2 separate regions of the Homo sapiens genome follow, and region 2 is linked to region 1. Evidence: chromatin loops called from intact Hi-C (ENCODE). Cell type or tissue: mammary epithelial cell. All regions are shown on one strand. Links, peaks and the distances in the headings refer to the core of each region. The heading gives the core; the rest is flanking DNA.

Evidence for each region. A loop is a pair of places that touch in the nucleus more often than their neighbours do. Peaks named below come from ENCODE experiments on the same cell type or tissue, not always from the same donor. Only the 100,000 strongest peaks of a DNase experiment are listed, where the experiment ranks them.
Region 2: a loop joins it to region 1, with 5 times the contacts of the local background. A loop is called at or near these places in 2 of 110 quality-filtered maps.

Annotation. Positions count from the first base shown.
Region 1 is chr7:155,591,354-155,607,194 of GRCh38, reverse strand. No RefSeq gene overlaps it. Among named protein-coding and RNA genes, the nearest start is that of RBM33-DT, 45 kb to the left of the region's middle. RefSeq lists a silencer at 8,086-8,380 and an enhancer at 12,159-12,905. In mammary epithelial cell, for the core only: a CTCF peak has its summit at 8,273 (motif pointing left); no DNase peak of the experiment used is centred there; H3K27me3 peaks cover 690 bases.
Region 2 is chr7:155,539,436-155,555,276 of GRCh38, reverse strand. It overlaps CNPY1 (canopy FGF signaling regulator 1), which reads left to right and starts at 8,718. Exons shown (of 5, transcript NM_001393663.1): 1 at 8,718-8,848; 2 at 9,334-9,446. The coding sequence starts at 9,348. RefSeq lists enhancers at 6,602-7,103, 12,390-13,190. In mammary epithelial cell, for the core only: a CTCF peak has its summit at 9,738 (motif pointing right); DNase peaks (open chromatin) are centred at 8,186 and 8,606; H3K27ac peaks cover 286 bases.

The sequences.
Region 1 (15,841 bases), core at 4,078-12,077:
GCGATCTCAGCTCAGTGCAAGCTCCGCCTCCCGGGTTCACACCATTCTTCTGCCTCAGCCTCCCGAGTAGCTGGGACTACAGGTGCCCGCCACCACGCCCGGCTAATTTTTTGTATTTTTAGTAGAGACGGGGTTTCACTGTGTTAGCCAGGATGGTCTCGATCTCCTGACCTTGTGATCCACCTGCCTCGGCCTCTCAAAGTGCTGGAATCACAGGCATGAGCCACCGTGCCCAGCCTCTGGCATCTCTTTCTAATACAGTTGGGTCGGTTAGTTTCTGTTTGTATTCCACGTGGGTCCTTCCGGCTTATTTATTTATTTCATTTACCTGGAATGGTTAGCTTGGTTCTAAAAGTCGGAACTAAACAGCAGATGAACAGAGAGCACGGTATGTTTTCTTCTCCTTCTTACGTGAAAGCGACCTCATCCTGTAGAGACACCACAGTTTACTCAACTCCTGTCCTACATATGGCCGTTTCGATTATTCCCACAATATTCTGATGACGATCAGTGCCGCAGTGAGTAATCTCACGTGTATGTAGTTTCATGCTGTCGGAGGTATGTTTTTAGAGTGGGATCCTAGGAGTAGGTGACTCTAAATAAGTGCAGATCTCATTTTGTTAGGTGTTGCGAATTGCCTCCCAGAGCTGTGCCAGCTTTCACTCCCACCAGCAGTGTGGGAGGGTGCTGATTCCCCATGGCCTCATCAGAAGAAGGCGTTGCCAGCCAGGCGCAGTGGCTCACATCTGTAATCCCAGCACTTTGGGAGGCCAAGGCGGGCGGATCACTTGAGGTCAGGAGTTTGAGACCAGCCTGGCCAACATGGAGAAACCCTGTCTCTACTAAAAATACAAAAATTAGCCAGGCGTGGTGGTGTGCACCTGTAATCCCCACTACTTGGGAGGTTGAGGCAGGAAAATTGCTTGAACCCAGGAGGCAGAGGTTTCAGTGAACCGAGATTGTGCCACTGCACTCCAGCCTGGGTGACAAAAAAAAAGAAGAAGAAGAAGAAGAAGAGGAAGAAGGGATTTTCATACTGATTTTTGCTAATCTGATAGGCAAGAAATGCTATCTCCGTGTGGTTTCAATTTACATATTTCTAGTCGTGAGTGAGGTAGAACATTTTTTGTATGGCGAGGATCATTTTGACATCTCTTTTGTGAATTATCTGTTCATATATTTTCTAAATGTTTCTTTCTTTTTTTTTCTTGAGACAGTTTCACTCTTTTTGCCCAGGCCGGAGTGCAATGGCATGATCTCAGCTCACTGCAACCTCCACCTCCTGGGTTGAAGTGATTCTCCTGCCTCAGCCTCCCAAGTAGCTGGGATTACAGGCACCTACCACCACGCCTGGCTAAATTTTGTATTTTTAGTAGAGACAGGATTTCACCGTGTTGGCCAGGATGGTCTCCATCTCTTGACCTCGTGATCTGCCTGCCTCAGCCTTCCAAAGTACTGGGATTAAAGGCGTGAGCCACCGCACCTGGCCAATTTTTCTCTTTTTTTTTGGTTCTTTTCTTTCAATTTTAAAGACGTCTTTATAGATTGGAGACATGAGTCCTTCATCCGTGATATACGTTACAAATATTTTCTCCCAATTTATCAGGCTTTTTTGTTTCATTTATGATATTTTGCCACACAGCTTTATTTTATTTTTATGTAGTCAAATTTATTATTCTCTTTTAATTGCCTCTGGATTTGGGGTTATAGTTAGAAAGACTCAATGTGGAGGTTGAATAGGAATTTAACCATATTTTCTTCTAGTACTTTTATTATTTTATTTTTAAATATTTAGATCCCTGATCCACTGGGAGTTTATCTTTATGTTTGGTGTGACATATGGATTTAATTTTATCTTTTTCTCAAAGGCCACCAACTGTTCAGTCAATTGATTAAAACACTTGTCCCTACCCCAGTGGTGTGAGATGCCGCTTCTGCCGGACACTGATTTTCCACGTGTTTTGGTCATTTCAGGACCCTCTAGTCAATTCCTCTCTTCAGTTTGTCTATTCACGTATCAACACTGCACTGTTTTCTTTAAAGAAGCTTTATAGTATTGTTTCCATTCATTGTCACAAGTTTTTATTCTAACCTCTGAAATGGACATCAAAATTCTCTTGTGAATTAAGTGGGATCTTAAGTGAAAGCACTTGGCCTTTTGAAAGCTTTTAGAAAATAACAATTTCCCTTCCCTTATTGAACCTGACTACTTATTTTGATTGCACCCTGACTTCCAGGAATATTTACCGGAGAGCCATTGGTAAGTAAGTATAAATATTGGGTTTAACTTCCAAAGTCTGATATGGGGGAAAGGAAAAAGCTTAGACAGCTGGCCGGCCCATGTGGCCTGAGCTGCAATGCCAGGCTCTCTTTCTCCAGTAGCAGAGGCGGGTGCCATGGGGTGATTCCAGGGGCAGAGGCTGGTGCCAAGGGGTAATTCGAGGCTCCCAGGTCTCCAGAGGCCTCGGCTCAGAACTAGCTTGCTGTCCTGACCACCAGTCACAGAAACCAGCCACATTTAAGGGATGGGGAGCAGGGGCATGGATCCGAGAGAAGGGTGGAAAATTGAGCCTCCTTTTGGCGATGAATCTGGCGCACTCATATGAGTTTCCCTCCCCTGCAGTAACAAGTCACCACAGTGCACTGGCTTAAACAACACAGGCTCATTCCCTTACAGCTCTGGAGGCCAGAAGTCTACGGTGAAGGTGTTGGCAGGCCTTCCTGGAGGCTGCCTGCGCTCCTGAGGCCCCGAACCCCTCCTCGCATCACTCCACCCTCTCACCTCCATCCTCAGAGCTCCCAGCACTGACGCCTGCCCCTCTCCTAAAAGGTCCTCCGAGACCACCCGGGATGATCTGCCCATACCCAGATGCTTCATTCAGTCACGTTGCCACGTCCCTTCTGCCATGTAAGGTGACATATTCACAGGTTCTGGGGATTAGGAGGCGAACATCTTGGGCAGGGGCCAGGGCCCGCTATTCAGGCTACCTCAAAACATGAGAAATTAATTTTTCCTTTTTGTAGGTCCAAAGAGGCCAGATACAGCTCAGCCCGACACTGACACTCACACCCTGGCCCTCCGTCGGAACACCAAGATGTCAACCCTCTCCCTCCTCCCTTGCAGTATTTGGACGGCAGCATGATTCTGGGGTGGGTGGAGGGGTTCCTAGAGGAGTCAGGGTGACCTTGAGTGGGCGGGCTGAGAAGCCAGGGTGCCCCCAAGGGGACAGCTGCCTTTGGCTAATGTTTCTGAGTTAAGATCAAGTATACACAGAGGAAGATTCTGGCTCCCACGAGCAAAGTAGGAATTCCATCCAGTTCGTTTATTTGATGACATTGTTCTGCATTTTGAAAAACTGTGGTGGTATTTTCTTTTCCTTACCTGCGGAGCTATCACCAGGAGATGAATCTAGTGCATGCGTATGAGTTTCCCACCGCTGCAGTGACAAGACTGGGGTGGATTCCCGTTGGATGCCCCTTATGTTTCGCTGGTGTCCTGTGTTACTGCACACCCAGGACCTTTCCACATTTTCCCTCCTGGGCGCACGATGGCCTGGGTGGCTGATGCTTCTCCAGCTCCTTCCTTTCCTGCTGTCAGCTCAGCTGACGTTTGGAGCACAGAGCTCCCGGGAACTCACAAGCCATAGTGAGCAATTTCCTGGCTGGGGTTCCTGTTTATCTAGGGGTGCCCCAACAGTGGCGTGAATGTCTCCCATGATCTGGGAAGCTCTGCCACAGAACGAGAGAAGCAGACGGTCCCTGGGCAGTGTCAGGCACGCCCTCCCTCTCAGTCTGCCCTGGACACCGTCGTCACAATTCCATGCTGTTAACAGGCCGAGGCTGCAGGCCACGTGCCCTGCTTGAATGCGAAGAAACAAGCTGGGAGATAACGTCTTCAAAAGAAGGTAGAAGAGAGACAGCTACTGGAATTTTAACCCACACTTTAAAGGTGTCCCTCAGAAAACATCCAAATCACCAGGGGTGGTCTCTGGAGAGTGGAGGGCAGGAGGACATGTATTTCCCTCCCCCAGGAAGCAGGAAGTGCCAGGAGGCAGCAAGAACGTGCCTCTGTCAGTCAAGGAAAGCCTCAACTTGGGGAATTTTGAAATCACCATTGCCTGAGAATTGAGTCCGTGGAGCTCCTGGGGGTTCCCGAGTGTGGAGCACCAGCGTGGGCATCCTGGAGGGCTGCTTCCAGACTTGAGCCTTGGGGGCAACTCTCCCAGGGGCCGGGAGACTCAAGCCACCCGAGCGCAGCCTCACCTGGGGCTTCCCAGACAGAAGGGAGGAAGTGCAGGGGAGCCCAGACCTGCTCTGTGCAGTCAGTGGAAACTTACAAAACCCATCCCCTTGATGAATTCCTACTTGATTTGATTTGACCTAGTTGCAGGTTTTTTTTTTTTTTTTGGTCTAATGATGAGAAAAATAAGATTTTTTTTTTGAGACGGAGTTTCACTCTTGTTGCTCAGGCTGGAGTGCAATGGTGTGATCTCGGCTCACTGCAACCTCCTCCTCCCGGGTGCAAGCGATTCTCCTGCCTCAGCCTCCCAAGTAGCCTCCTCAGCTAATGTTTTGTATTTTTAGTAGAGATGGGGTTTCAACATGTTGGCCAGGCTAGTCTCGAACTCCTGACCTCAGGTGATCCACCTGCCTCAGACTCCCAAAGTGCTGGAATTATAGGCATGAGCCACCGCGCCCAGCCAGATTATTTTTTATTTTAAAGAAACAGCGGTTTGAATCACACTGAAGGCCATGAACAGAATAATGCGAAGTAGCAGTGCGGTCAGGAGAGCCGCCGGCTACCACTGGCTGCCGGAAGCCCGTGGCCTCAGCGAGCCACAGCCGGTAATGAGGCTCTGAAGCGTTGTGCGGCCGGGCTCACCGGGTTGTGTTTTCCTGTGAAGCGTCGTGCGGCCGGGCTCACCGGGTTGTGTTTTTCACATCATCGGTCACTCTACTTCTTTGTGAGGGATCGAATTTTTAGAGGGTCTCGACCAGCAAATTGATAAATGAAACGTGCTGTATAGAACAGCATGAAAACTAGCGGAAAACACTGCGCCCAGCTCAAGTGTTTTCTCATGAAACTTTGTTCCCTATGTGTATAGCATGCGTGTTCCATGTCACCAGGCGAAGTGTGAAAGTCCTTGGAAGTCACAGTTTGAAGAAAAAGAAGGCGACTGTGCTAGAGTTGCTTGGAAGTTTGTTGGGAGAGCGATTGGTACTTCAGCTCATCATTAATGGCATAGTAAAAAGGGAAACCCAGAGTTTAGGGAAGCAGAGGCTTTCTGAGAATGCAAAATTGAGCAGCATTTTTTAAAAAATGCAATTCCTTTCAATCTTTTCACAGAGCTCTGTATATTCTGTTGTCTGTACACAGAAAGGGCCATTGCTTGTACCGAATCACTTCAGATGGAAAGTAATTTCCAATATTGCTGTCATTCTACTCCCCGGCTCCTTCCTGGGACGCTGGGGATAAAGGAGAAGGAGAATTCCTTTTCTTCCTTAGGGCAGCAACAAAGCCTTAAAAAGATCCTCAAATAACAAGTTAAAGGCATGCTTTTCTTCTCCATGTGGGAGACCTGAAATGAAAATTAATGGAACAGAGGTATGTGTTAAAAGTAAGTTTTAAATCTGATTGACTGGAACCTCTGCTTGGGCTACTGAATGAAATTAATTAGTGACCTAATTGGCCTTGTTTCCAAAAATCCACACCTAGATTCAGACAACAGCCCTGCGTTGCTGAAGCACGAGAATCACTTGAACCTGAGAGGCAAATTTTGCAGTGAGCCGAGATCGTGCCACTTCACTCCAGCCTGGGTGACAGAGGGAGACTCGGTCTCAAAAGAAAGAAAGAAATAAGAAATAAGAAAGAAACCTTTGCATATGGCTTTCGTGTGGACCTAAGTTTTCATTTTTCTTGGGTGAATAGGAGCAGTGAAATTTGTGGGTAGTAAGGAAGCTTATGTTTACCTATAAAAAGACGCCAGTCGGTTTCCAAGGTGCCTGTGCCGTTTTGCACTTGCACCAGCAGAACGTGGCAGAAGCTGCTCTAAATCCCTGTCAGTACTTGGTATTGCCAGGTTTAAAAAATAATTTAGCCCGGGCGCGGTGGCTCACATCTGTAATCCCAGCACTTTGGGAGGCCAAGGCGGGCGGATTGCGTGATCTCAGGAGTTCGAGACCAGCCTGGGCAACAAGGTGAAACCCTGTCTCTACTAAAATCCAAAAAAAACCCTGGCATGGCGACATGTGCCTGTAGTCCCAGCTACTCGGGAGGCTGAGGCAGAAGAACTGCTTGAACACAGGAGGCGGAGATTGCCGTGAGCCGAGATCGTGCCACTGCATTCCAGCCTGGGCAACAGAGTGAGACTCCAAAAAAAAAAAAAAAAGCCATTTTAAGAGATGGGTTGTAGTATTTCATTATGGCTCAATTTGCTTTTCCCAAATGGTGACTGGGGTATTGAGCTCTTCCAGGAGCGCCATTGCCCTCCATATAATATACCCTCTTTGGTGACATGTCTGTTTGAACCTTCTGCCCATTTTTTAAATTGGTTTTTCTTATGATCAAGTTTTGACGATTCTTTTTATAAAGTGAATACAAGTCCTTATCAGTTCTGTGCTTTGCAAATTATTTCCTTCCAGTCCCTGGCTTGTCTGTTCATATTCCTAAGTGTCTTTCAAAAAAGCAGAAGTTTTAAATTCCGATGAAGTCCAGTTTTTCAATTTCTTGTGTGGGTTGTATTTTTAGTGTCCTGAGTAATCTTTGTCTAACCCAAGGTTGCCAAGACTTTCTTCTATGTTTCCTTCAAGAAGTTTTATGATTTTACGTTTTACATTTAAGTATGAATGATCTATTTTGAGTTAATTTTTATTATGGATCACAGTTCAAATTTTGATTAAAATTATTATTTTCTGATATAAAATGTAATGTAGGCTCATTGTAGAAAACATAAAATGGAGAAAGTAATAAAATTACCCAGAGCCCAGCCATAAGTGAGAACCTCTTTCAGTTTATCTCCCTCTTTTATGTACAGTGTATGTTTCACATAGTTCAGACCACACTGTACATAGAATTTGTATCTCCCTTTTATCCACTTAATACTTTATTAGAAATACTTGCTCATACACTGTCAGTAAATTGGTTTTTTAAATGAAGTCTCTTTTAATGGTTTTCTTCCTCCTAAAACAAGTTTGTTGCATAAAACTTAAAAACATAGATGAGCAAAAGAATAGCATGAAATATCATTAATCCTACTATGTAGAGACAGCTTGCCTATATCCTTTCAGATGCTTAGCTCTGAAAGTATGTATGGGCATTATTTTATTGACTAAACATAAGCAGTCATATAAATACTTTATAATTGAGTTACTATTCTGTTGCAATATTTAGAATGTGTCCTGTGTTTTACTGTTACACGTACTGTTGGAGTGAAAAATCTTGACTCCATATTTTGGATTTTAGATTTTTTTCTTGGGTTAGAGTCCCAAGACGGTTGCTAATAAGTCAAAGACTATGAATATTTTTAAAGCTCCTGAGTCTCTGGCTCCAATTCCCTCCAGAAAGTTTGGATCAATTTATTTTCTCTCATGTAGGACTCATTATTAATACATTTTGATGTGCAATAATTTGATAGTGAATCATGACATCTCGGTGGGTTTTTTTTTTTTTTGGATTTGATTGCTATTGAGGTTAAACATTTTTTCCAATGTTTACTATCCTTTGTGATGACCTATTTTGCGATTTCTCTGCTTTTCCTTTTACTTATAAGTGAGCATCTCTATCGGGGCACACTCAGGCATATTCACCTTTAGAGAGAAAACATCAGAAAGTCCTGGCAGTTTGACATTACCACTTAGTATAACGTGCGGAAGAGACAAGGAAAATGTATTTCCATCAATCTTGGCGTTGTTGGCTTCTTGATTTTCTGAAAAATAAGAAAGACAAAGTAGATTTTTTGACCTTTGAATTCTTCAATTACCATGCCAAGCTTTCAAGACAATTAAGCCATAAATATTCTTTATATAGGATCTTAGCTTTCTTAATCCCTGATTGAGACCTTGCGCTGCAGGAGCGTGGTGGTGCAAAAGCATTGTCTCAGAGGATGCAGACGTGTTAATAAAAGGTGGGTTGTCAAATGTGTTTAGAAAGAAAATAACGAAGAGAGAACATCATTTGCCTTTCTTAGGTGTCCTGACGATATCACGGTGGGCATTGAACGCTCCTTGAGCTCCCGCTTGGTTTCTGCTCTTTCTGAGCCTTGGTGCTGCCATCTGCTGGCCGTCCTCGGCACTGCGTGTGAACGGCTCCTGAGAAAGGACCAGTTTTAGAATATGGGGCTGAAATGATGACTGAGGGTTTAAGCCTGTTTTATATTTCTGGAGAATATGTAATATGAGCATATGTTGTTAAATATGGCCTGTTAATTCACTCAAAATTGAACAAATGCTCCGGAACAATCCAGATTTGCAGTTTGATGCTCCCATATTGGCTCTGCAACAACTTTGATGGTGGTGGAGCTGGTGATGGTGATGGTGGTGATGATGATAAGGAAAAGCTAGAGATCTTGTTGACGTTATATAAAAGGTCCTTGAACAGCAGAGTTGGTATAGGATTTTAGAGAATGCTTGAGTAACTGGAACTCCTTCGGGAAGCCATCGCATTGAAGGTTGCAGACTTTCTTTGTTTCGTCTGTTCAAAGGGAAATCAGGGGCAGGGGATAGGAAATTCAAACCAGGCTGGGTAGGTATATTCTGCTTTAGAAAAATCAGATTTTCAAAACTCGAATTCATAAGGTGAATAACTTAAAAGTAGCACTTGATTAATTGCATTACAAAGGAATTCTTCTGTTTGGGAAAATATGCTTCCTATTTCTTTCAAATATCTTTTATTCACTTAAAATAATTGGGTTAACACATTGTTCATAACATCATTCATTTTGGGGGGTGCAGAAACACCAGTATCTTAAACCTACTTTGAAATGCAAGATCTTATCAATCTTTATTATTCTTAGATGCAAATTTTGCATGGGTTAAATGGTGAAAGTAAAAGGAGACGCATCTGCAAGTCAGTTTCAAACTGAAATATGAATCATCAAATACCTTTTAGTATTTGATGAAAGATGCACATTTTTCTTTTCCTTTCTAGTCAGAAGATTTTCTTTCACAATCAATTTCCTGCTGGGAAAGCATGAGGACTGATCTATGGGAGCAGAACAAGCCCATTTAGGCCACTTCAAAAATGCAGTACACTTGGCAAGGCCAGTCTGAGACCCAGTTAATGATTCACAGTTTAGAAAGATATGCCTGCTTGTAGATCCAAGTTCTCAACTTAGTAGTTTATTTAGTCTAAGTTTGTGTTCTCATTAGGAGCTCTCAGTCCATCAAATGGCTATTAGGAAAGAAAACAAAATCAAAATGAGCTTTGGGAACCAAACCTCAACGTAGGCCTGGGCTGTCACTCTCCACCCCACATTGCCATGTTTACGTGTTTTTAATGAGTGAGGAGCCCTTCTCATAGGGGCCAACCCCAGACAGCTTGGATGGGACACGGAGACACAGGATGTTCAGCACAGACACCCCCCAGCTGCTCAGTGCTGAGGAGGCATTCATGAGCTTGCTGCTGTGGTTCGGAAGAACTCCAAAGCTAGACACCCTGTTGGTAGATGCTTGTGTGATGTGTCCAGTTGGGTGAGGCTTGGGACTAAGGTGATCCAGGTGGCCTTTAAGAGATTTGCAGTTGAGGAATATTTTTGGCCGATGAGTAAGTCTCAGGAATCCTGCCTGCTTTGGGCAGCAAAAAGAACATTCCTCACCTTCCAGGTCAGGCAGATGGCTCATGCCTGTAATCCCAGCACTTTGGGAGGCCAAGGCGGGAGGCCAATCATGAGGTCAGGAGATGGAGACCATCCTGGCTAAAACGGTGAAACCCCGTCTCTACTAAAAATACAACATATTAGCTGGGCGTGGTGACATGTGCCTGTAGTCCCAGCTACTTGGGAGGCTGAGGTGGGAGAATCACTTGAACCTGGGAGGCAGAGGTTGCAGTGAGCCGAGATCGCGCCACTGCACTCCAGCCTGGGTGACAGAGCGAGACTCCGTCTAAAAAAACCAAAACCAAACCAAAACAAAACGTTCCCCACCTTCTGGAGATGAGGCATCAACACTGCAAACAGAAGGGAAAACTGTGGCAACTTCAGAAGGCATCATTTTAGGAATTTGAAGGTAAATGAATATGCACATATTTCTAGATGCAAAATGTGTCTGGATAATTTTAGAACCGTTTTGCATCTCCATTGCTTTTTGAAGCTCCCACAGGTACAAAATGCAGCCGTTTTCCTAAACACCTGCTTAGTTTCTTGATCTAGTTAGATGAAAGAGCAGAACTATGAAAAATTACTCCGACAAGCATTCCTTTCATCTTCAGGCAGTAAACCATCTTTAAAATCTGATGAAAATGCTTTGAAACAAATAAAATAGCTGGATGTGGGATTCCCTGGAGAGAGACTAGGCATTTTCCCATGTTCCTCAGTTGCAAAACCAGATGTTTTGGAGTCAGAAAACTGTGGTTTTAAAATGTAAAGCCTAAATTCTTGACTTCTCTGCCCTCCTGTGACCATCATTTTAATGTGTGCAATTTATTTTTGATAATTAATCGTTTCTTTGCTCCCCCTCCTAGGTTCTGTGGTTTTTGGGGTCCAGGTACAGGTTGCTCTGGGGCTCCCAGGCATCTCTGCAATCAAGGAAATTGGTGCCAATTGTGAGTGTCCGGGTGGAGCGGGACAGGGACCAGGTGAAAGGGAGGGAGGCCTGGGGATGCTGATACAGGAGCTAGAAAGAAATTAATTTAGGTAGATAGTGAGGGTAAAGGAGTCCTCGGCAAGGTTTCCCTTTTAAAAAGAAGCAGTCCCCAAATCATTGCTTTTCTAACAAAGAGAAGCCTGAAAAATCGAGCTGCAAACACAGATAAGCAAGCTGGAAGTTTGCATGGGTGAATGCCGGCAGCTGGGCCAACAGAAAAGGGCTACCTGAGGGCTGGGCATGTTCAGCATGGAGGCGCCATCTTCCCTTTCCTTTGTCATCACTTGTACAGTAACGAGGCCGGCAACATGGCGCCAGCCAGGTAGAGAACCCACCTGCATAATAAAAGATTAGGGTGGCAGACCAGGTGCAGTGGCTCATGCCTGTAATCCCAGCACTTTGGGAGACCGAGGAAGTTGGTTCATGAGGTCAGGGAGTTCGAGACCAGCCTGGCCAACATGGTGAAAACCCATCTCTACTAAAAGTGCAAAAATTAGTCAGGCGTGGTGGTGGCACCTGTAATCCCAGCTACTTGGGAGGCTGAGGAAGGAGAATCGCTTGACCCTGGGAGGCGGAGGCTGCAGTGAGCTGAGATGGCACCCACTGTACTCCAGCCTGGGTGACAGAGTGAGATTGTCTCAAAAAAATAAAATAAAATAAAAAATAAGACTGGGGTGGCCAGCTTCTTCATGAACTATGCAAATGGCACACCTAGTCCTAACCAGTTCTTTGCGTGCTATGCACATGGCACACCTGATGCGACCAAGCTTTTGTGCTTTATGTACATCAGACAGTGCTGCCTCGAGCTCATTTATAAAACCTCGTGCACTTCACCTCAGACCAGAAGGCCCACTTGGGACCCTCTGTCTCTTCAGGAGAGTGCTTTTCTCTTTCTTTCGCCTCTTAAACTTTCGCTCTTAACCTCACTCCTTGTGTGTGCATGTCCTTGATTTCCTTGGCATGAGGCAATGAACCTCAGATACTACCCCAGACGGACAACACTGCTTTCATGTCTCAGTTTGTTTGAGTTGCTGGAAGAATGTATCAGGCTGGGTGGCTGATAAACAACAGGCATTTATTGAGGCTGCAAGTCTGAGGCCAGGGTGCCAGCACAGTGTGGCCAGGTTCTGGGGAGGGCCCTATTCCAAGTTGCAGAGGGTCATCTTTCTGCTCTGACCTCAGTGGTGGAAAGGCTCCGAGGGTTCCACCCTCATGATCTCATCACCTCCCAAAGGCCCCACCTCCAAATACTTTCATCTTGGGGGTTAGGGTTTCAACATAGGAAATCTGTAGTTACAACATTCAGTCAGGTAAAGGGAACTGGGAGTGGATGGAAACAACACCCTCTCCCTCCGGTGGGGGCGTATCCACTGTTCTCCATGCCTTCCTCCTTCCCCTCCTGCCTCTGTGTGATTTCCCTTCCCTTTCAGCCATCCCAGATGTTAATTTAAACCTGATCTCTCCCATTTAGTTTAGTCTTTGAGCACGCTATTCTCCACCTGTTTGCTGGATTACAGCTTTTGTGGGGGAGAGGGATTCATGGTGAAACGTAAAGGGAAGTGGTCTCCATTTTAATCTAAACAGTTGTGGGCACTGTGGCCTGACTGTGGAACAACAAAGGTGAGGGCACTAGCTGAAGAAGGAGTGGACATCCTAAGCCTGGCACAATAAGGATGTCTTGGGTTGAGGGTCTCAACCTGGCTCACAGCAGAGTCTCCTGGGAGCTTTGAAAATGCTTGTGCAGGGGCCCAGCCCTGGGGTGCTCCTGCAGTTGGTCTGGGTGCAGCTGACCTGGGTGCAGCTGGTCTGGGTGTAGCTGGTCTGGGTGCAGCAGCTGATCTGGGCACAGTTGGTCTGGGTACAGCAGCTGGTCTGGGTGCTGCTGGCCTGGGCACTGCTGGTCTGGGTATAGCAGCTGGTATGGATACAGCAGCTGATCTAGGTGCAGCAGCTGGTCTGGGCACTGCTGGTCTGGGTGGTTCTGGTCTGGGTATAGCAGCTGGTATGGATACAGCAGCTGATCTAGGTGCAGCAGCTGGTCTGGGCACTGTTGGTCTGGGTGGCGCTGGTCTGGGTGCAGCTGGAATGTTTAAGCTTTGCCGGTGGTTCTCATGTACAGCGAGTCTGAGAGCCTGGCCTCGGCGTGGGAAGGGCAGGGGTGATCCTGGGACCACCACAGCGTCTGTCCTTGGGACTGGCTCTTGGCTCTGCCTTGGGTGGGCTCCCATGAGTCCCATGGAGAGCCGGGGTCTTGGGAGGTGGAGGCAGCAGGTAGACACAGTACCACCAGAGAGCCTCGAGGAGCTGCACTGTCTGGGGAGCCATGTGATCCCCACCCTGTGCTAGGTACTGGGTGAGGTGTGAGAACACAGCAGTCAGTGAGATGCAGGCCCGAGTGCCCTGCAGAAGGATGCGTTAAGCTGACCAGCTGCCCTTGGCCTTGGCGGGAGCTCTGGCTCTCCTGGCCACTGGTTGGTACAGGAGTGGCCACACAAGTCGGGGAGCTGGGTGCACCCCAGAGCTGGCAGAGCAGTGGCAGCACCAGCCAGAGGGCCGAGGAGCTCAGCTTTGTGGGGACATTTTCCTTTAAGGGCAGGGCATAGGAAGAAGTGGCTGAATGGTGTAACACCAAGTTAGATTATGAAATATCCTGTGATTTGATGCTTTTTGTGGGGACACAGGACAGAGGTATTAGAAACACCTCTGCACTTTCCTGCCTCATCAGTTCTCCTGGGGGCAAGCTCCCGGGGCTTACAGGGGCAGGGAGGCTTCCAAGGTTTTGGGTGGGGCTTGGCTGTGGTGAACGGTGCTAGGAGCTGATGCAAACAGTGACGCCCTCCCGCGGGCAAGTCCGCCGGCCCCCGGGCCCTGTTCCCTCTTCTCCAGTGCTGCCTCACTTGCTTTCCTATTCAGCAGTCTCAGATGTGAATTTTAACCTGATGTCATGGATTTGGTGTGTCTTAAGGAGACTTTTTTTTTTTTTTTTTTTGAGACAGAGTTTCGCACTTGTTGCCCAGGCTGGAGTCAAATGGCATGATCTCAGCTCACTGCAACCTCCCCGCCTCCCAGGTTCAAGTGATTCTCCTGCCTCAGCCTCCTGAGTAGCTGGGATTACAGGCACTCGCCACCACACCCAGCTATTTTTTTTTTTTTTTTTTGTATTTTTAGTAGAGATGGGGTTTCACCATGTTGGCCAGGCTGGTCTTGAACTCCTGACCTCCAGTGATCCACCTGCCTCGGACTCCCAAAGTGCTGGGATTACAGGCATGAGCCACTGTGCCCGGCCAAGGACATGTTTTATCCAGGGCACCCACGTGATTTGTTCCCATGCTTTGACAGTAGAGAAACAGCCAGTGTGTCTGTCCACGGTTCCTGGGTATTTTTGAAGAGTTCTTGACTTGAGATTGCCTGGTCTGCCCTCCCTTGGAGAGGGACCAGAGACCCAAGCTTCTGGGCTTTGCAAAGCCTCCAATATTGAATCCAATACCCCATCCCCCGGGCCTCACTGGAGAACCAGTGAAGTCGTTCTTAACAAACCTGAGCGCAAGCGTGTTCCTGGTAGCTTCTCTTGTAGTGTGGGTTGTAGGGGTGGCAGGAAGGGAGCTATCAGTTTGGAAAACCAGGGCCCGCAGAGAGGGAGGCCAGTGTCATGGGTGGGATGGAATTCCAATTGAGCGGGAGAAAAGCACTCCACATTCCCTGGAGTGCAACTGAGCCCAGCCGGGCAACTGAGCTAGAAAAGGTCATTCACGGGGGCAGGTGATTGGTCAGGATCAAAGTCAATAATCCTGTGCCCTCCTTCCCGTGCTTCGGCTTTGCGGGGCGGCAGCAGAGAACCCCCAAATCCCTCGGATCGTGGGAACCTTCTGTCACAAATCACAATCATTTGTGTCCTTCACCTCGTTAGATGCTGGGGTTTTGTACTTTTTTTTTTTTTCCTCTGAGGTTCGTTCCCTGAAATATTTGTTTTTAGGAGGAGTTTGGGTTTAGGATTGTAAACTGCATTATGTCTTTAAACCCTTTTTTCAATGGACCACATTGTAAACCTGGGGGAATTTTAATATTAAAATGATGCGAAGGGTTTCTGTACCCATCTGACTTAGTTGAGTCAGTTGTGTTTTTGACTGTCACGCTGCACAGTGACTGAAAAAATATTCAAACTAGGCACGGCATCTCAGGGAAATTAACGAGCGCTCGTGCCTGGGGACGCGCAGCTGGAGTACAGAAACGCTCTTGAGACGTCTCAGCCTCCATGAGAGAACTGGGAGGCCAAACCCAGACTGTGCAGAGGTGGGGGGAGTGGGGCCCATTTTAGAGAAGAATTGTAAAGTAAAATCTGTGTGACAGCAAGTAAGAGATGTGACTCCAACATAGAGGCAGGTGACTATGGGTTCATGCAGCCGGCTAGTGCCACGTTAGGGAAAACAATTCTCAAAGTCTAGTGGTCAACGGATTGTCTGGGCCTTAGAATGCATGTCTCCAAAGGAACGTCGCGAGAACTGCTGGGGGCCTCCCAGCGGCCCTCAGAGGCCCAGTCGCTAGCAAACAGCAGCCACGACTTACTTGTCGGAACTACCCATATTTTCCTTCTGGGCAGTGTGGCTATGGAGAGAGCTTGGGGAAGGACCCAGAGGCCTGACATCTAATCCCGGCTTCACTGCTGTGGGAACAACTCAAGACCAGGCTAGGGACAGTGAGCACTGGGCTCATTGGAGAGGTACGGGAAGTGAGACCACTGTCTCTAGCAGCCACTCAGGAAGCCAGACCATAACCCCTCTAACCATCGGCCCCAAATGGCCCGGGCTTGGTTCATAACTGCCACTTCCCTAATTGTTGCCCCCGCTTACAACTCAGGAGCTTCTCCAGCAAGGGGGCCGCTCCCTCACCTATGTTTGGCAGAGACCCCAATGTGGGCAGGGGATGGGTGGGCCTCACCGTGAGAAAAGAAGGCTCCCACCTGAGCACCAGGCCAGTTCCCTGGCTGGAGGCTGCCGTCGTGGGAACCTGGAGGTGGCTCAGAAGCAGCATGTCCCAGTGATACAGA
Region 2 (15,841 bases), core at 4,885-12,884, 53 kb after region 1:
CTGCAGAGGACTGGCTGGCCCTTCCCAGCCCCTGAGGGTGCGGCCCCATTGGCCTCAGCCAAACACCATCATTGCGTCTCCACGCCAGGACGGGGGCTGGGCCAGGCTGCGGGACAGCTTTGGCCAATGGGAGCGGGAAGGGGCTTGCGGGGGTGTCAGGCAACGTTTTCCTTACAAATGGAAGTTGACAGGGCAGTAGTGATCCTCCACACCTCCAGATGTAGGGCTCTGAGGGTTTGAAGCTTAGAACCGCGGACACCATCTGACATCCCTGTGGGAAGACCAAGAACGTTGCAGAGAGGTGGAGACAGAGTCAGGAGGTGCCTGAGGGGCTGAGGCCACCAGTGCTGACGAGCCAACCTGTGGACGTCTTGCCCTGTGGACATGAGATTTCCCCTTACTGCTGGTTATGGCTTAATTGTGTCTGCCCCAAATTCATGTGAAATTCCTAACCCCTAATGTGACTGTGTGTGAAGATGGGCCCAGTGACCTCTAAAGAGGTCATTAAGGTAACATGGGATCTTGGGGTGGGCCCTTTAGACAAGGCCCATATTAAACTTATGACTGGTGTCCTTATAAGAAGAGAAGATTAGGACACAGACACACACAGAGGGACGGCCACGTGAGGACATAGGGAGAAGACAGCTGTCTGCAAGTCAAGGAGGGGCCTCAGAAGGAACCAACCCTCCTGACACCTTGATCTTGGACTTCCAGCTGCAGAACGGTGAGTGATAAGTCTCTGTGGTTTAGGCCCCCCAGCTCTGGTACTTTGTTATGGTGACCTGAGCAGGCCAATACCATGCTGAAGCCAACATAGGCTTAGGGAGTAAGGAACATAGTCCCTAGCTCAAAATGGCTTCAACAATTAGGAGAAAATGGACGAAAGTACATGTATGAAGCCAGGAGGTCAAGCAGCCCATGGAGGCTCAGCAGTGTCACCAGAGCCCAAGTGTCGTCCACATTTCTACCCTGCCCCACTCAGCCTGTTGCTGTGAACCTCAGGCCGACTCCCTCATGGTGCCAGAATGGCTGCCACATTTCCAGCGATCACCTGCAGATGATGTCATCCAGAGGCAGGAACGAGGTGTGAGGATGTTCCTACATGTCTCCACTTTGTAAAAGAGAAGAACAATGCCTGTCTAGAAGCCTGCCAGCCACCCCTTCTCACATCCCATCTCCACAATTATGACACGCACCCATCCCAAACCAGCAGTTGGCAAGATGCATGGAATTGCTGTGGTTGAATTGAACTTGGAATGAACCTGTTTCTCTGATACACATGGATGACAGTGACTGGATAGGGAGGGTACTTTATTAATTGAGAAGAGAGTGGGAGGGGGATGTTGGTTAGGCAGCAACCAGCAGTGTGCACCCAAACCTTCACATCCAACTCATCACTAATTTTATTGCTTTTACCTCCCCAAAAGCTTTGAATTCATCCACATCTCTGTATCTCCTCCACTGTGCAGTAATCTCTTGCCTGGATCATTGCAGTAGCTCAATAACTGGCTTACCAGCATGCCCCCTGGTCCTCTCTAGTCTGCTGTCCTGGCTTGCAGCCTAAATGATCTTTGAAAAATGCACATCTTAGGGCTGGGTGAGGTGGCTTATGCCTATAATTCGAGCACTTTGGGAGGCCAAGGTGGGCAGATTGCTTGGGCCTAGGAGTTGAGACCAGCCTGGGCAATATGGCAAAACCCTGTCTCTACAAAAAATACAAAAATTAGCTAGGCTTGGTGGTGCATGCTGGGAGTCCCAGCTACTTGGGAGGCTGAGGTGGGAGGATCACTTGAGCCCAGGAAGTCGAGGCTGCAATGAGGTGACATCACACCACTGCACTGCAGCCTGGAAGACAGAGCAAGAATCTCTCAAAAAGAAAAGAAAGAAAGAAAAAAAGAAAAATGCAATCTCATCAAATCTCACCTTACTCAAAATACTGCAGTAGTTCCATTTGGCTGAGAATAGATACACAATTCCCTACCTGTATCTGCAGGGCTCTGCCTGGCCTGGCCCCCAACCTCTGTAGCCTCAGCACAGAGCACACTTCTCCCTCTCCTTTCTCCCCAGGTATCTGAGCTACTGGTTTTTTGTTTGTTTGTTTGTTTTTGTTTTGAGATGGAGTCTTGCTCTGTCACCCAGGTTGGAGTGCAGTGGCATGATCTTGACTCACTGCAACCTCCACCTCCCGGGTTCAAGCAGGTCTCCTGCTTTAGCCTCCCAAGTAGTTGGGATTACAAGCGCCTGCCACCATGCCCAGCTAATTTTTGTATTTTTAGTAGAAACAGGGTTTCACCATGTTGGCCAGGCTGGTCTCAAACTCCTGACCTCTAGTGATCTGCCCGCCTCGACCTCTCAAAGTTCTGGGATTACAGGAGTGAGCCACTGTGGGCTACTATTTTTTCTTGTGCATCAAACTCACCTTGCACTTTTCCACCAGGGTGTTTTGGCAAATACACCTTCATCTGCTCTTCACCTGGTAAATGCCTGATCATCTTTCAGGTCCTACTTGTCATGCTCTTAGGGAAGCCTCCCGTGTTCTTTGACAAGGTCCAGCCCACTTGTGCTGGGTAACTTACCCCAAGCCAGAGGCTGAAGACATCAGCTGACTGTTTCTCCCAAGCTGAGAGTGGGCTGGGAGGTTCGTGGGCTGGTGATGCCTCTGGAGGCTGGCATGTCACCTCTGCCACAGGTACTGGCCAAAGCAGGTCTCAGGTCCAGCCCAGACCTGAGTGGGGCAATACACACCAACTCTTCATGGAAGATGGCTAAACGCTGCAGTCTTCTTTCGGTCTTCTTTTCTAACCTGCCACCCTATCCATGTGGGTTTGCTTAGCACATTGCATTTCTCCTTTGTGGAACTTGTAGATGCTACTCTTTCATCTGCAAACTCCATGAGTGATGGTGGCTCCTCCCACTCATCGTTACATCTCCAGCACCCTGGGACACAGTACTCGGAAGAAAAGTGCTTAAAGTTTGTTGAATGACCAAATGAAATGCAGCCATGCTCTAGGTTAACTTGAAACAACAGCTATGTTTCAAATGAGGATCCTTTACAAGCCTAAATTATCCATCTTTTAAGCCTTTGAAACAATCTAACAAGCACAGATAGAAAAGTTAAGGAAATGATGGTGCATCTGCTTGATTGGATATTACGTAACAGTTTTTAAAATGGCAACAACCACGCCCAAGTTGGGAAAATCCTTATGACAGAAAAATGAATAAGAAGCAATGAGGAAGACGCACATAAAGAATGCCTTTCCCTAGCTCAGACACCGTGTGCTCCGGCCGGGCCCTCCCAGGAGCGTGCACTCTTTGTCCTGGGAGCCGCGCCCTCTGGTTTTCTTCCTGGCAACTCCTGCTTGTCCTTGGAGGTCTTCCCCAGGACTGTGCATTCCTGCAACTTTCTCTTTCTCTGCAGTAACACTCAGCTCGCCAAGCTTGTTCATGGGATTTTTGTGGCTGAGTTGGGACCCTCGAGGATGGGGCTGTGGCCTCCCTCACTGCTGCACCTCCCACACCTGACCCAGAGCAGCACAAGGTTCAGAGAGTGTGTGAGTGTCCTGAGCCTGCTGCGCTGTCCCCACACACAACCCCCATTGTTATTGGCTTCAGTAGCAGAAGTGGAGCCTCCCTGTTCTGGGGGCCTGAAGTCTATCATCAAGACGGGCAGGGCTGCGTCCCCTCTGAAACCTGGAGGGGTGGATCTGTGCCTGACTCTTCCAGCTCTAGCGTTGCTGGTGGTCCTGGGCCTTCCTTGGCTTGTAGACACCAACGCAGTCTCTGCCTCTGTCATCACGTGGCCTTCTCCCATGTTGTGAGGTCACCTCCCTGTGTCTCTCCTCTTCTAGAAGGTCCCGTCGGTGGATCAAGGCCCTCCCTACTCCAGTATGACTTGGTCTGAATCAATCCCATCTGCAAAGACCCTATTCCCAAATAAGGCCACATTCACAGGTACTAGGGGTTGGGATGTCAGCTTATCTTTTTGGGGGACAGAAGCAGCCAACAGGGCAAGTAAGGAGAGGAGGAAGGAAGGAAGCAAGGAAGCTACTTTTGGGTGTGGTGAAGCTGAGACTGGATTCCAAAGCCCCTCTCCTTCCCGCACCTGCCTGAGCCACGGGCACAGCGGCGGGCCTGGTCGATGCTGTGAGTCCATCATGGGCCCTGATATCCTGTGGGCAGTGGGAGATGCTCCTGAGTTAGCCAGGCCTGGGGCGCCCAGGAGGCCGTGCACAGCAACATCCAGCTCACCCCGGCCTCTGCACAGGCGCAGCTCGTCATTGGGTTTCAGCCTCTTCTCATGGCCTCCTCGTAGCACAGAGTGGGGCCCGCCACACTTTGGGATGTCTAGAGACCAGGCTTAAAGAAAGACTGTGGCATCAGCCATTTCCACTTTGGGGAGCAGGAGTGTTGGTTGGGGGGAGCCACCCCTCCGTCACGTTTGCCTTGCTGGCCTCCTGCAGCCTTGGGAGTCGGGGCTTCATCTTCCCTCAAAGGAGTGTGGGGGGCACAGCCATGCAGGAGATGCAATGTGAGTGGTGGGAGTTGCATGGGCACTAATCACTACCATCGTAATACCAGGGCTCCTGCCTTGCTTATAGAAACTGCTAGAAAATGGTTTGTTCTAGAATTGAGCCATGTTCTCTGAGGTACCAGAGAAAGTGGCCCCTGCACCCCTCTTTACTGGTCAGCAGCACCTGCTCCGGAGAGGTGCAGGGTGCAGGAGAGCTGCCACTAGCCAGTGCACCTTGGGACAGGTAGGGCCCCCATTGCAGAGCACAATGACCTCCTGCATGTCAAAGACATTTGCAGATCTCAGGCCCAACCCAGACCCGACTCAGAGTCTCCCAGGCTGGGACCTGGGTCTGTACTTCTAGCAACTCCCCACGTGGTTCTGATGTCACCTCTGCTTGTGGCCTAAAGGCCACTGGAGGAAAATCCACATTGCCTGCAGCTTTGGATGGCTTGGTTCCCATAGCCGCTCCTGCTGGTGGGGAGAGTGGCCCAGACACCCCTGGAGGAATGGAGGCACGGCATCCACCACATGCGAGCTCCTTGGAGGGCACGGGCTGGGACTCAGACCTCGGTGGCTTCCTTGGGCCTTGCTCATAACCTTGAAAATGGCAAATGCTCAGATATTCATTGATCCCTTCACCTCTAGGGAGATGCAGCCTCCTGTGGGCATGTGCAGAGTGTGGGCAGGAGGGTTGTGGTGGCGGGGCCCTGATTTGTAGCATCTGCCTATGCCTGTTGTGTAAATACTCCCACCCCTGTTGATCCGGGCTACCTGTGTGATGTCACTAGCTGTGGAGTTGGGAAGCAGCACACATGCCATCTGCTCTTGCAAGCCCCTTGAGATGGTTCCGGCACCTGAGCCACCGGAGGCTCATCTGAATCTGTCGTGACATCTACCTCCATCTCTTTCCCATTTCCAAATCTTCCTCTAAGAGAGAAAGGGAGGGAGAGGGAAGGAGACAGCCATAGTGGCAGGGGCTGGTAGGCCCAGCGGGAGGGGGCTTGCCCTCTGGCAGGCAGTGTGACCCACCAATCCCCCCATGAGGCCCCACTCCCGCCGCCTGCTCTAATAAACTCTAAACTCCTGTGATTTAAGTGAAGGTTTCAGATTAACATTTAAATTAATGCCGGACTAGAAATCTGGAGCCCAGGTCGCTGATGTGACTGTTAACTTGTTCTGTGACCTGGGGCGGAAATTTAAAATGATCTTTTCTTGTGGAGCGGCCCCTCCGAGGGGAGGTCAGGGATGGCAGGCCTGGGGGCCTCCTGTCCTGTTGGAAGCCCAGCACCTTTCCTTGCTGACGGGGCCACCCTGACCTCAAGAAGCCCTGCATGGCCACGGGGGGCGGGGTGCTGTGCCCTGGTCCTGCTACTGCCATCCCGATGCTCAGGGCATTTGGGGATGCTCGATGACAGGTGTGCACTACAAGGGGCTCTGCCTTTTCACGGCCTATCTTGGTGCTTGTGAAATGTGGGCCTGAAATGAAGGCAGCAGAACATTAAAATATTGACCCAGAGAGCCCTGTGAGCTGAGCCCACTCACCGGCCCCTTTCCACTTCTGCCGGCAAGTCCAGCCTTGAGGGATCCAGGGAGCCAAGGACACCCACAGTGACCACAGCACAGGGAGCGTCCGGGCTCAGGGTGGGGCGGCTGGGCAGGAGTCTGGGCACGGGTCTGCAGGCACAGAAAGCAGAGAGATGCCGAGGAGAGACGGGGTCCCAAGCTAGTCACTGAGCCCAAGTCAGGGATTCCAAGCAGTCAGTGGGGCCAGGAAGGGGACAGCAGGCAGGCCACGCCTGGCAGGCACTTACAGACTCATGCAACACCCTCCCTACGATGGGAGAGACTCTGGGTAGAGCCGGGTGACGCTCATCCATGGCCCAGCAGGGTTTGACGCTGGCACTTGACGGCAAGGCCACATTCTTTCTGTTGGCCAGCACTGTCCTCTGCCAGCCAGGAGGTGAGGACGCACCATCTCCAGCTCCTGGGTCCACCAGGAAGGGCTGGAGGAGGCTGTCAGGGCAGAGGCCACCTGGGCCCCTGGAGATGCTGGGCTGGGCCCACCCCGGTTCTCGGGGAACCTTCACACCCGGCTGGCGGCCATCCTCTCGGGCTATGCATTTCTCCTCTGAAGTTGGCCTGGAGGCCAGAGGCCACCCCTCCTTTGTGCTGATTGCTTTGGCCTCTGCTTCCAAGACACCATTTCCCACCATCTGCCCTCTCTCAGGAGCCAGGGTAAAGGACATCAGACAATCCCATCCCTCTTCCTCCTAATCTCGTGTGGGAGCTGGGCTCCTGCTGTCCTCAGGGGTCCCAGGCGGCCCCATTCTCAGCAGTAACATGGTCACCGCCGGCTCTTCCTAGAGGACTCCTCATCTGAGCCTACTGGGCTGTTCACCACCTGTGGGCCCGGGATTCTGGGCCCACGCTCCCCTGGCAGCCCTGGCCCTGCGCTGACCGAGATCCCCCACTGGGGAGCACTGACCATGGAGGGTCCTTTCTTATTCCATCCCAGAGGTGGAAGGTGAGTGAGTGTAGTGAACTCAAAATAGCAATGGCTTAGACAATCTGGATGCTTGTCTCCCTCTCGTAAGGGTGGAGGGTGCTGTCCCGGTCAGCACAGAGTTCTCCCCTTGCAGGCCCCAGGACCCGCCTTTGAGTTCCTCACCCTGACATCTCCCAGGCCACCCTGGTCCTGGGGCCTGAGCTGAGCTCCGACCTATAGTGGGTCAGAGAGGGCAGAGGGCGAGCACTGGCTCTTTAGGAAGATTCCAGAACACATGGTTGTAGAACCAAGTTACAGGCCCTGGCCTAGCTTCAAGGGAGCCAGAAAGGAAGTGTTTGTTCTTGGAGCTGTAAGTCCTGCTCCTAGAGAAGAGGGGCTTGCCTGTGGTCAGTAGCTTTGAGCCCCTGTGCACTGCGTCAAGTCCAAACAGTAAGTGCTGATGTGGACACCCGAGACACAGGTTTTCATGCCTCTGCCATGAAAACTTCCTTCTCCTCCTGGAAGCCTCAGAGAGACAGGCTACTCTGTCAGAGACCTCCAGGCCCCAGAGGAGCCCAGTACATCGTTAGATGTACTGCTCACTAACAGGTAATCATAGTGATCAATGATCTCATACATGGATTGAAGGTCACTGACCCCTAAGAGCAGGGTAGGGAGGGAGCGCGGGCTGTGTGCCTCTGAGGACTGAGTGCCATCTGTGTCCTCAAACAGTGGCTCGGCTGCTGATTTCTGTAGTACCTTGGGTAAGGGAGACACCTGGGAAAGTCTCTCCATCTCTCCAAGCCACGTCCGTGAAATGGGGATAGTGCTGGAATCACCACCACAGGGTCCTGGAGTCCACAAGGGCACGACACGTGGAATGCAACACCCAGCAACACCTAAAGGCAGTGAACATGCTGGTGTTCCAGCTTCACGCCCACAACTGGCCTTTGTCCTCATCCACACAGCCTGTGCCCTCAGTGCCCGCATTCGGACACAGGATGAGAAGGGAGCACTAAACGCAATGTCACCTGTGCCAAAGTCATGTCCTGGGCAGAGAAAGGCTATGCTGTTCTAACAGGGACCAAAACACAGACAGAGGGAGAGTGACTCAGATGGAAGCTTTGGGTCTCGTTTCACAGCCAGGGGAGCGGTCCACATGGGCAGGCGGCCTCTGCTCCGTGGCCATTCAGGACACTGACATCGCTGTCTCTTTTCTCCCACATCCCTTTGGGCTGGTCCTGACATGCTGACTTCCAACCACAGAGAGGAAAGCCAGAATCAGTTTTCAGTTCAGCAAATGAGGCCGATATTGGAGGCATCACCTCATTTATCTTTTATTTGTGAGAGTTCAGACCCTAAGGCACAGCTCAGCCGCCTCCACTGGGCAGCCACAGCCTGGGGAGAAGGGATTTTAGGGGACAAAACCAGCTACATTTCCCATAAAAATAAATTTCAGAGAGTCCCCTTTGACTTCAAATCCAGCAAAAATGTATCTTTTGGAGGAGGGCCCAGTTTTGACCCACTTTTCCCACAGTGCAGAAGCTACTTGGGAGTAATTATGACAACCCAGAGGGGCTTCCAGAGTCCTGTGGACTCAGAGGATGAGCATCTGCAGTGTTTCAGGAAAGCACCTGTAGTCCCAGTGACTCAGGAGCCTGAGGCAGGAGAATTGTTTGAACCTGAGAGGCGGAGGTTGCAGTGAGCTGAGATTGCACCACTGCACTCCAGCCTGGGTGACAGAGCAAGACTCTGTCTCAAAAAATAAATAAATGAATAAATAGGAAAGCACATTTGAAGGCTGCACATGGTGGCTGATACTTGTAATCCCAGCAATTCAGGAGGCCAAGGTAGGAGGATGGCTTGAGTTCAAGACCTACCTGGGCAACATAGTGAGACCCCCCGTCTCTTAAAAAAAAAAAAAAATTAGCCGGGTGTGGCGACGTATGCCTGTAGTCCAAGCTACTCGGAGGTGGAAATGGGAGGATGGTTTGAGTGTGGAAGGTTGAGGCTGCAGTGAGCTGAGATAGTGCCACTGCACTCCAGCCTGGGCAACAGAGTGAGACCCTGTCTCAAAAAAAAAAAAGCACATTTTAAATGTAAAAGTAAATTGTATATGGTTTTGAAAACACAAAGTACAAAAGGGAACATAAAAAAAGTCGTCTCTGTCTCACTGTCTTTGAAAACTCTGCAGAGGACAAGAGTCCTCCCCAGGTCCTGGGCACGTCGGCACTGTCCCTGTTCTAGCTAGAGGGTGGCACAGAGGAAGCCACTCCACAGGCCCGGCTCTGGCTCGCCTCCTCCTCTGATCACAGCTGTTTTGTGTCTTGTTTAGCGTGCAGGGCGCTGATGGACGAGATAGAGCACGACATCACCAAGGCTCGGCAGAAGAAGACCAAGGTGGGATCCTTCCGAATCAATCCCGATGGGACTCAGGAGAGGAGAAAGGTAGTGGAAAAGATATTATGTGCCAGTGTATAATTGCGGATATGGGCAATTACCAACCATTTATCCAAACAGCAGTTGGTCTTAATCTTCTAACCTTTCTCTTGTTCAGGGTATCAGCTCTAAATTGCTTCTGAGTCCTGGGGGACCCAAAGTAATCTTTAAGCTTGAAATTGAAGTATCTCTCTCAGCACCTAAATTTTGTGTCTCGTCAAGTCGAAAGACATTTCGGCACTGTTCTTCATCAGAATAAAAATAGCGCGTCTGTGGTTCTTGGTGAGGCCAGCAGGGGGCCCAGAAGAGGCTAAAGGGGCGGCCTAGAGACACTCAAAGCAGAATAGTCCTCTCCTGGGTACCACACTCCCTCCCCCACTGCAAGATGTGCAGATTTCTAGTTGGGGGTGCAGGTTGTAAGACGCACTTTCTGGAATAGACCGGACAGTTGGCTATGGAGAAGGAAGAAACGTTCTTGCACAACCTAGAGAGGGGCTCCCCCTGAGGATCAGAGGCAGTGAGTGGGGCGCTGGAAGGGTGGAGTCTAAGACACCAGGCGGGACCCATTAGGGGACACCTTCCCCTCTGAGCCCTCAGGTACTAGGTGCCCAGAACACATAAGCCAATTTCAGCATCATTCTAAGAGAAATATTATTAGAAAGGTGTTCCCCAATATCATCCAACTCACTCAAAGCTAAACAGAAGTGGGTCTGGATTTCTTGCAGCTTTCTTTTGTTGTGATGCACTGCACCTGTCTTAAATAATGCAAACTAGGCTGTCTGTGTGGGGTCCGTGTCTTCCTGGAGCTGTGTGCCCATCCGAAGAGGACAGGGCAGGAAAGGAGAGTCACAGACAGGTGCCGTGGTTGAACTGTGGGGCTGTGACAGGCAGCCCTTACAGAAAGTACCTCAGGCTTCTAATGCGCCTCAGTTATGAATGAGGGAGGAATTTCCATCCACAGGTCAGTACCTCCCACAGGAGAGGGCTGGGCTCTCAGGGGTCCCTTTTGGGTTCGTTGCCTCCCCAAAGGCACACTCAAGGATGGATCCTTCAAGAGCCGTGTCTGGCAAGTCCACCGGAGGGACCCCGTGCAGGCCCACTGGCTGCTCTGCTGCAGGTCTGACGCCTGCACCCCGGAATCTCAAGGTCCTTTGTGGTCACCTGAATGCAGGACATGTGCCTCCATAAAATCCAGTACAGTCCTGGTCCCTGACACCAGCCGGGAGCTGATTCCCACTGTCAAGCAGGGCCAGGGAAGATGTGAGTGCCTGTCTGTGTGTGCATTGTGTCCACATGTGTAATGTGGGGGTGTGTGCCAGCCAGCATAGCTTTGAAGATAAGCTGAGTCTTAATATTTTGATAACTTCAATCTGGGCTATCAGACACATCATTAGTGCTCCTGGGCCAGCAGAAAGGAAGTCTTTCTCTACAGGCCCAACAAAGGGGAGCCAAGGAAATGACCGCAGAGCCCTGAGGAAGGGGCTGGAAGGGGAGGAGCCGGGTGGCCCTTCTTTATTGACAGCTGCTGGGCGACAGCCTTTAAGTGATTTTCTAGTCCTGACAATGACCCTGCAGAAAGAATAGCATCTCTGCATTACTGATGAGAGCGGGGGGAGTCAGGCCAAGTGGCCGCAGCTCCCACAGCGGATGGAGGGCCGTGCAGGGACTGGGATGGCAGCACCTTGTACCTTCCACCCTCCTCAAATTCACACTGCATCCTTGAGTGATGCGACCCAGGAGTCCACGTTTGGGGGTCCTGAGCCTTTCCAGTGTGTCTAATCCCAGAATGGAATTAAGTTTGCCTGGAGAAAATGGGCCACACCCTCCCCTGCTTTCTGTTGTCTTGGAGGATGTTCCACTTCAAGGCGATCAAGTTGAAATAGCTTTTCCGATTTTGCCAGGAACACTTAGTCTGCAAAGCAACTGAAAGCAGCTAGACGGCTACATTCACCAGTGTGCCTAAGGCAATCTTAGAGTCGCAGCTACAAGGAGCTGGTGCTGATCTCAGGTGATCTTTCTGCCCAGGGCTCCTGCTCAGCCAGAAGTAGCCCAGGCCAGCATCACACGGAGACTTCTCTCTGCAAACATGGTGCACCCTGTAGGCGCGCGGGTGGGTTCCTCGTGTTGGAGAACTCGTCTTTAAAGCCCTTGTGTTGGAGAACAGCATGGCCTGGCGGTGGGTGTGTGGCTCAGCAGTTCCTGCTTCTGGCTAACTCACAGCAGAGTGACCCCCTCACGTCCCAGCACTCTCATGCTTCAAAGAGCTCCACTGTCTTCCCCTGGAAACTTCTAGAAGGTCTCTCATCCTTCCCACTTAGAAAACTCTTCCTTGCTGTGATTCACATTCCTGTGGCATTGTTTTCTTCCGTCAGCAGGCTACTTGGCCAAATTCGGAAGTAGGGGATCTGGCAGTGTGAAGTCAGCTCTGCCCTTGCTCTGCTTGGACTTGGATGGGGGCCAGGCTGGTGTTACTGCGGGGGCTACTCTCCTCCTTCCACCCAGCAGCTCACAGAGCACGTGCTCAGCTTGGCCTTCAGTGAAGAACAAAAGAAGGCACACAGCTGCCAAATGAGAGGGGTCTCGGGCCCCCATTGTCCTGCCTGGAGGAGTCTTGAAGCCAGAGGTGTTCCCAGCCCGGCCCGGCTGGCCACAGAGCGGCAGGACCCCTTGCCTGCTTTTTTCTCCTTTCTGGACCTCAGTCAGGCTGGAAAGAAACACAGGCCGTGTCTTCAGAGCTGAGGGTGCTGATGCCACAGGGTCCTTGGAGAGGCTGTTCCTCTGTGGGAGGGGTGAGGCGGGTTCCCCCGAGAATCCGAGTTCCTAAGGGGAGCCACGGGAAGAAGCAAAGCGAGTGAGTGGCCTCTCGGCACTGTGCGGACCCAGTGTGTGCAAAGCGGCCTGTGTCCATACCGGGCTATTCTCTCCGTCTAGCCTCGGGCGGGGGTGGGTCTGGGAGGGCAGTGTGGACAGGGGAGATGTGCAAACCAGCTTCTCTCAGGCCAGGCCTCCCTTGCTTAGAAGAAGAGTCAAAGGAGGCCCCCAGAGAGCAGCCAGTGAAAGGGCTGTGGCCGCAGGCGGGCCTCTGCCCGCACTGGCTCAGTCCCTGGTGTGGATGTGGGGCTGGGACAGACACAGAGGAGGGCCAGGTGCCCACGACAGCCTGCATGTCCTCTCAGCAGCGGGAGGGTCTTGGGGTCCGGCTGCACCACAGGAGCCCCGGGATATGTGGGGACCCCGCTTTTTTTTCTACTCTGCATACTTTGCCACTAGCAGCATTGTGGCTCAGACAGAAATCCCCCAGCCCCAGGGGTGTGCAGTGGCTCTTTCCACGTGAGGCCCAGCAGTGAGGCCCCAGCATCAGTCAGGAAGCTTGGGTGAGCCCCGAAGGGCAAGCAGAGGTCTCCATGAAGAGCCTTTCCATGCCCACACCCAGGACCTTCCTTCCTTGGCTCCCTACGCCCGCCCATGAGCAAGGGGTGCTCTGACCATGGTTGGGGGGTCACTCCTTGGAGCCTGGTGACTCCCAGACCCGTAGGTCCGGGGAGCAGCTGGCAGGACCAAGCAGGACTTGCTTTCCCTGGGGCTCCCCTGACTCCCCTGCCCAGCTCCGCCTTCCCTGCCTGCCTGACTCCCCTGCCCAGCTCCGCCTTCCCTGCCTGACAGCACTCAGCCTGGCAGGGAGGGAATCAGCTCTCAGGCCCTACAGCAGGGGTTGTGAATACTCCACATCGAGCGTCCCACTGCACGTGTTCTGCACCGGCTTCTAGGATTTTCCCAGCAGACTTCTGCCCCCCCGACCCTGCCCCTGTCATGGCAGCCGGCTTGCAAACACAGCGTTCATTGGCTGCCTTCCAGTAGAACTTCCCCTCCACTCTAGTGTTTCCAGAACCTTCCAGGTAAACAGCCCTGGGAGAATCCCAGCAAAGACAGTACTAAAAGGCCCCTTCAAGCAAAGCATCCCCTCTATAGGGCTGCCGTGGTTTCTGAGTACCAGGGCTGCTTACCCACCTTTGAGTGATGGTTATAGAGGCTGGTGCGAGGCTGGAAGACTTCCCTTCCTGGGAAGGACCTCAGGGTGTGTGGCTCCATCCACACTGTCCTCCTGGCCAGCCAGGCAGCAAGACCCTCGAGGAAGGGTGCTCCAGCTTCCCTTGAGTTAGAGCAAGACCCATGGACAGTCGCCCCACACTCAGCAGACTGCGGGGGCTCTGGGGAGCCTCCAAGCCAGGCCCGGTTGGCCTCCCTCCTCATCATCTGAGGCTGACCTGCCAAGCAGGCTAGAAGGGAGGAAGGTGTGGGTCATGTGGTGTGGGGAATGATTAGAAAATAAGGCTCATTATTGTAATCAACATCATTCTCAAGCTAGCTCAGAAGTCTTCAATGTTATCAACTTTATGGGACAGCCTGTAGAAGCAGAGAGGATGGAAGGGGCAGCTGTTTAGTAATACACGATGTACAGGGACCTCAGCTCCCGGGGACTGACTGCCTTGCTCTGTTGGAAACATTCTCCCTAGCCAAGGATTTTAGTGCCATTCTCCTTGAGAAATGAAATTCACGTGCCACGTCTTGCTCGATGTTCATGATAGGCTGGGAGCTCGTGCTCCGCTCGCGGAGGTCTCTGTCTTCAGAACAGCGGGAACGGGGAGGCTCAGCGGGGGAGCACTCACTAAAGTCCAGAGTTCAGAGAGCTGCCTCCTTGGCCTGGGGCTGTTGGGGACAGGTGGGAGACCACCCCTGCTGCCACCGTAGGTGGGATGTCTTCACTCGGTAGCTCCTCACACTGGCACAAAGCCTCGTCTGTTCAGCAAAATGCAGCCAGCATCTCAGCACTGCGGTTATTTCCCTATTATTTATTTATTTTTTAAACAAATTGGATTAATGGCACCTTTCCTAAAACAGGGCAACACAGCACAAGACAATTTGGAGGCAGTTACTTCACATTTGCTTACCTGTCTCCTCTCCCAGTGATGAAAGGCTGGCCTCCCGAATGAGGGTACGCATGCACTGCTGCTCTCAGCGGGGCACCCAGGGTCAGGGAGCTGGAGTCGAGGGGCTCACATTTGCTTTTAGATTTTGAACCTCCGAGCTCCAGTCACTGGATACAGGATGACCAGGGCAAGCCGTGTGTTACCCACAGGGACCCAGGAAACGTGTGTTCACCGAGGGAATTGTAAATGATGAAGCAGAGCTCAGGGGCGTCCTCTGCCTCGGCTGAGTGTGAGAGCAAGGCCTCGCTCTCTGCGAAACTTGGAAAGTTCAAACAGAAAGCACCAACAGCAACAGTGAGGACGAGGCCAATATCCGGTTTGCACCAACACCTCATGCTTCTTTAAGCTTTAAAACACAACTCTGGGAGGTAAACTGGGCCACTGTAATTAGCTTCATTTTAGAAATGCAGATGAGGCCCAGAAAGCTTTAGTGACTCACTTAATTTTGACAAATTAGTATTAATTTAATTTGCTGATAAGTTAATTTAGAAAAATTCCAATACCATTTGCTAGCGCTAAGATGAGGAGAACGAGACCCCAGTGCACGGTGCTTTGGCAAAGCCGAGCACTTGAATTAAAGGACATTGGAAGTCCTTCGAAGCTGTCTCAGAATTCTGGACTTTCTAACCTTGTTTCCTCCTCCAGCCCCCAAGTGCAGAGAGCCTCTCCCTGGAATTTCCTTATCCGACTTAGGAAACTTCTTTCCAAAAGAAATACAATTGTCTTAAGATCTCTTCCCGAGGAATCTGATCAAATAACCAGGAAAGATTTAGCCACCAGAGGAGAGAAAAGCCTAAAGGTCACCCCCACCCCCAGACTTTTCATCTGTTCTTCTGAGGGCAGCTCAAAGTGATGACCCTGGAGGCTTTGTCACATAAGAAGAAAATCTGTGTTCACGGTGCAGTTCTACCCCTCACCTTCCCATAACTTGCTGGTCCTATTCAGTTTCCTAAGAGAATCGTTGACAAGATAATGTCTGCCTCCTGCGTCCATTCCTTTCTCCTAAGAATCACTGACTCTCCCCTAAAATGGCCCACGGGCCCCCACTTCCCTCTCCTCCATGAAAAGGGTATTTAAGTCTCAACCATCTTGCCCTTGTTGGAGTCTCATATTTCATATGGCTCCCATGCTAACACACATGAATGTTTGTCTGCTTTTTTCCCCCCGTTAATCTGTTTTTCAGTCATTTCAGCAAGCCTTCACAGGGAGCAGAAGGGAAGCTTTCCCTCTGCTCCCACACTATTGACAGAGCTACCCCATCCCATTATGTACTATGAAACAACAGGGCACTATAACATCCTGGAGCTGTGCAGTGTGCAACCTGCACAACTGTACATGGACAAAATGAGAGGGCTGGCTATTCTATCAGGCCAGCCAGGAGGTGCAGGGGGATTCAGTCCATCAGCAATTTTCCTA